2 separate regions of the Mus musculus genome follow, and region 2 is linked to region 1. A link is a loop called in an ENCODE intact Hi-C map of the cell type or tissue named here. Cell type or tissue: left cerebral cortex. All regions are shown on one strand.

Region 1 (2,500 bases):
CCCAGCGCGCACGCAGCGCCCCGGAGTCGGCCCGCCCGCGCCCTGCCACCCGCAGCCGGCCGGCCAGCTGGGGGACGCCTGCGCCACGGCCCGGGGACCGCTGGCGCGCCTTGCTCGCCGGCTCCGGCTCTAGCCAGCCTCGGCGCGGCCGAACTAGCTTCCCGTGCCCCCTCGGACCTCGGCCGGGATCCAGGCGAGGAAGGCGCGGCTCGCACCAGCCAGAAGGTAGCCACTGTCGCCGCCAAAGGAAGAGTGCGGCTCCCCCGCTCGGTGCGCCGCGGGGCGCGCCCCGATGTCAGCCGCGGGGCCGAGCGCAGGCCGTGGGCCGCCGCTGCCCTAGCCGCGCTGCCCCGGAGGCGGCCTGTTATATGGAATTTGGACCACAGCGCTCTCCTCCAGGGCTGGTGCCCGGGCCGCGGCCCTGGCGCAGCCCGCCGCCTCCCGCTAGCCACTCGCCAGGAGGAGGAGACGCAGCCGGCGGCGCGCGCGGCGCGAGGACCCAGGCTCCCTCCTCTGGGGGGCGGGCACGCGGAAGGCGCTGGTGACTGAGCGACTGGCGCGGCCGGCGGGGACCGGAGCTCCGGGCTCGGTGGGTCCCCAGCTGTACCAGACGGATCCCCAGGGTTGGGGACTTAGAGAGGTCTACCCGGGCCCCCTGCCCGCAGCCGCCATGGCGGAGAATTGGAAGAACTGCTTTGAGGAGGAGCTCATCTGCCCCATCTGCCTGCACGTTTTCGTGGAACCGGTGCAGCTGCCATGCAAACATAACTTCTGCCGGGGCTGCATCGGCGAGGCTTGGGCCAAGGACAGTGGCCTTGTGCGCTGCCCGGAGTGCAACCAGGCCTACAATCAGAAGCCGGGCCTGGAGAAGAACCTGAAGCTCACCAACATCGTGGAGAAGTTCAACGCCCTGCACGTGGAGAAGCCGCCGACGGCACTGCACTGCGTGTTCTGTCGCCGCGGCCCCCCGCTGCCGGCACAGAAGGTCTGCCTGCGCTGCGAGGCTCCCTGCTGCCAGTCTCACGTGCAGACGCACCTGCAGCAGCCCTCCACCGCCCGCGGGCACCTCCTGGTGGAGGCGGACGACGTGCGGGCCTGGAGCTGCCCGCAGCACAACGCCTACCGCCTGTACCACTGCGAGGCCGAGCAGGTGGCTGTGTGCCAGTACTGCTGCTACTACAGCGGCGCGCATCAGGGACACTCGGTGTGTGACGTGGAGATACGGAGGAATGAGATACGGGCAAGTACACTGAACGCGTGCGAACACACGCACACGCACACACACACACACACACGACTTGGGAGCCACCCATCCGCACAAGCTGACTCTCGTGACATTAGCCTAGAGGCCCTCTTCCAAACTCTTCCGTAAAAGTTTGGGGGGCAAGGTCCTGGGGGAAAGGCCCTGGCTGCTGGATGCATTCTCGCACCTGCGCCCTTAAGATCTCTCCTTCAGTCATTTATGGAATTGGGGGGAGGCTGTTAGAAGTAGTTTGGAGTGTTGCTTTTCTGTTTTGCGCAGTTTCCCCCCCCCGCCCCCCGCATTGTTTCTGTAAGCTCTACGGGAAGTCACCAAGGCAGTGACCCCGGTCCTGCTTCTCCAGCTGCTGTTTATGTAATGAGTGTCCTGGTGCCGCTGCTGTGGCTGACATGATCCATGATGCTGGCATACCAATGAGGAAGTAAACAAAGCAGCCATGTTAGTTTTCAGCTCTACTGGAAACACTCTGGGGGTTGGGGGGAGCTTCCGGAGATAGAGAAGAACTCTGGCATCTAGCTGGGCAAGGCCTGGGTGTCCAGAGGAGTCCCCGACTGTCGGCTCTTCTAATCCGTCCTAGTAGACGCTCCCCAGGCTAAAGCTGCTCTCTCTATACTTGAATGCTGCCTGCGCCTGGCATGAACAAACCTTAAAGTATGTGACTTCTTCACCCTGGGCTCTTTCCTCCCAGCCCTGCCCTCTTACACGGCCCTCCCACATTTAGGGAGGGGACGGGGAAGACGGAAAAAGAGTCCTGTGGGTTTAAGGTTGAGCCGCGTTGAAATCTGGTTTCAGGCAGCTGGCTCCCCTGGGCTGCCGGCTGGGTGATTACGAACCGCACCCCCTCCCATTGTATACACCCTACTGCAGCAGCCAATGTCAAAACCGCCTTCCCCCTCTTAGGCCTCTGGGCCTGGCTAGGGAACTGGAGTGGGGCATACTTCCGTCCCTTTCACTGGAAGGGGGCTCCTCCCAGGTTCCTCTCGGGTCCCTTGCCACTCTGGGTTGAGTCACACCGGGAAGAAGGAGTCGAGCTAAGACTGAGCCATCTTGAAAGCTCTTGCTAGGGGTCTTAAGATAAGGGAGCTGGGCTGGGTTTGGTAGGAACTGGGAGTGTGTGTTTAGGGTGGGGGCCCCTGGAGGCCAACAAGGCTGCTGCAGTAGGAGGAAGCTGGGCCTGTCCAGAATGTAGATGCGGGCTGTTTCCTTGGTGGTTGTGGGGGCTGGACGGAGACAAGGAGG
Region 2 (2,500 bases), 170 kb before region 1:
GGGTGAGACGTGGAGAATTCCAGAGGGCAGCGGCTCGGAGGGAGCTCGGTGTCCCTTCTGGGAGGGCAGGGGGCAAAGTCCCGAAGTTAGGCGGCTGCCAGGCAGTGGCCCGCCCCGGGGACAGACTTGAGTCTCCGTGTCTCCCGCCCGTAGGTGGGTCCACAGATTCCACGGGCGGCACTAGCCCGGCTACTGCGGGATGCTGAGGGGCTGCAGGAGCTGGCGCTGGCTCCGTGTCACGAATGGCTGTCGGACGAGGACCTGGTGCCGGTGCTGGCACGGAATCCACAGCTCCGGAGCGTAGCGCTGGCCGGCTGCGGCCAACTGAGTCGCCGAGCCCTGGGGGCGCTGGCTGAGGGCTGCCCGCGTCTGCAGCGCCTTTCCCTCGCTCACTGTGACTGGGTGGACGGGCTGGCACTGCGTGGCCTCGCTGACCGCTGCCCGGCTCTGGAGGAGCTAGACCTCACCGCCTGTCGTCAACTCAAGGACGAGGCCATCGTGTACCTGGCGCAGAGACGCGGCGCGGGCCTCCGCAGCCTCTCATTAGCAGTCAACGCCAATGTTGGGGACACTGCGGTTCAAGAGTTGGCTCGAAACTGCCCGCAGCTCGAGCACCTAGACCTCACCGGCTGCCTTCGGGTCGGAAGCGACGGTGTCAGGTGCCTGGGCATGGGGGCGGTACTGTAGGAAGTGGGCAGTCACTTTGGGGATAGGGAGGTGGGTTGTACTTGTCAAAGACCCATTAGAAAGACCTCTGGCATTTTTTAGGCTAGAAAGTGTACAATTAAAAACAAAACAAAACCAAAAACCAAAACCAAAACAACCCCCCCAAAAAAAAAACAAAAACAAAAAATAAACAGACTTGGGAGCCAAGATTGACACACTGAGAAATGTCACATAAAGTTGATTTCTGGCATTTCTGCAACAAGGTGGGTAATCTAGAAACACTGGAAGGAACTATGGATTGGTACTCTCTAAGAACCAGAAACCCCAAATGAGCCTGGAGTCTGTAATTCCTTCCTGGCCCCTTCCTTTAGGTACAGTAAAAAAGAGCAGACCCTGAGCTGGAGGGAAAGCTAGAACTTGCTGGAGCCAGCTGCGGGTTTAGAGGGCTGGCCCTCCAGACCGTGAGATTCAGCACCTAGCATCACCATACTCCTCCCTCAGGACACTGGCCGAGTACTGCCCGGCGCTGCGCTCTCTGCGGGTGCGGCACTGCCACCATGTGGCTGAACCGAGCCTGAGCCGCTTGCGGAAGCGTGGTGTGGACATCGACGTGGAACCACCCCTGCACCAGGCTCTGGTGCTACTCCAGGACATGGCAGGCTTCGCACCCTTTGTCAACCTACAGGTCTGACTAACTTTCCTTGGGGTGGGAGCACAGCTGGACTGTGTAGCCCGGGCTTGACCCTGAGCCATAGGGAAACTGAACTGTGGGGGCCTGTGGTTGACAGGCCTGTGAAATCCCCTGTCCCACCCTGGAATTTCAAATAAAGAGCTTTTTACCCCTTCTTGCGTGGTGCATAGGGGACGGGAAGCTGGGAACTAGTCAGAGAGACAGGTTTTTTCCCTGCCCTGGGGGCAGAAATGAGCAGAATGAGCATATACCTTCCTTGGACCACTTTTACTGTGCTCTTGAAGGAAGCCCCAAGAATAGAACACTAGAGCAAGGGCCTCCAGAAGGGACAGGGTGGATGGGAGGGTGTCTGCATCCCTCTGGGATCAGCAGTGCTCGGCAGGATCCAGCACTGTCTCAGTGGAAGCGGTACTTTCTGGCCGGCTTGAGGTTGATGTATGTGGCCTTCATCTCCTCGGCCTCAGGGTTCCGGACATCTTTGAATCGCTCTCCCTTGGTGCTCACTACTTGGTTGTCGATGTATCGGATCAGCTTCTTGGGGGCCTGTCAGGCAATCAAGCAATGAATGACGAAAACCAGGGCTTGGCACAGCTCATTCCACACCCCCCAGCTGCAGACCCCCTCTTACCTCCTTGGGAGCCATAGGTCGGTGAGTCTTCTGGTCCTCCGCCCTGTCCACCATCATGTACCTGCCAAACGGACTGGGTGAAGCTCCGGCCACCTGGAAGACCCTCCAAGGCCCTGCCCAGCCCAGACTTACTTCTGAAGGATGAAAGACTTCAAGTCATCCTTTTGGGGGCCTCTGAGACGCCTGGGCAAGTCCTGCAGAGACGGGAGACCTATGCTAAGCCCAGTGGTAACAACATGAGCAGAGATGAAGACAGGCAGGGTATGCACTTAGCAAGAAGGGCAGCGATGAGGACAGGCAGGCTGTGCACTTAGCAAGAAGGCCTAATGGAGCTGAGGTTACTAGGGCGGGGGGGGCTGAGAGAGGATACCTGACTTGGGCCGTCCCAGCCTGGAGGCCCCTCTTCCTTGCCCTCTACCAGCATGTGCACAGCTTCCTCCAAGTCCCCCCGAGCTTTGGCCAGCACCCACTGGGCCTGCTCCATAGAGCAGGTAGGGAAGACCTCCAGGAGCACA

The links. Peaks named below come from ENCODE experiments on the same cell type or tissue, not always from the same donor. Only the 100,000 strongest peaks of a DNase experiment are listed, where the experiment ranks them.
Region 2: it touches region 1 in a loop (2.2-fold over the local background); 1 of 42 quality-filtered maps calls a loop at or near these places.

Annotation. Positions count from the first base shown.
Region 1 is chr19:46,501,774-46,504,273 of GRCm38, forward strand. It overlaps Trim8 (tripartite motif-containing 8), which reads left to right. Exons shown (of 6, transcript NM_053100.2): 1 at 1-1,240. The coding sequence starts at 671. Among named protein-coding and RNA genes, the nearest start is that of Trim8, 1.4 kb to the left of the region's middle. In left cerebral cortex, CTCF peaks have their summits at 502, 1,099 and 2,402; DNase peaks (open chromatin) are centred at 528, 1,080, 1,754 and 1,920; H3K4me3 peaks cover 2,500 bases; H3K27ac peaks cover 2,500 bases.
Region 2 is chr19:46,328,935-46,331,434 of GRCm38, forward strand. Fbxl15 (F-box and leucine-rich repeat protein 15) reads left to right here. Exons shown (of 4, transcript NM_133694.2): 3 at 154-659; 4 at 1,168-1,512. The coding sequence ends at 1,357. Cuedc2 (CUE domain containing 2) reads right to left here. Exons shown (of 9, transcript NM_001164291.1): 6 at 2,356-2,500; 7 at 2,118-2,179; 8 at 1,986-2,046; 9 at 878-1,900. The coding sequence ends at 1,754. Among named protein-coding and RNA genes, the nearest start is that of Fbxl15, 2.0 kb to the left of the region's middle. In left cerebral cortex, a CTCF peak has its summit at 1,214 (motif pointing left); DNase peaks (open chromatin) are centred at 430 and 1,212; H3K4me3 peaks cover 1,225 bases; H3K27ac peaks cover 889 bases.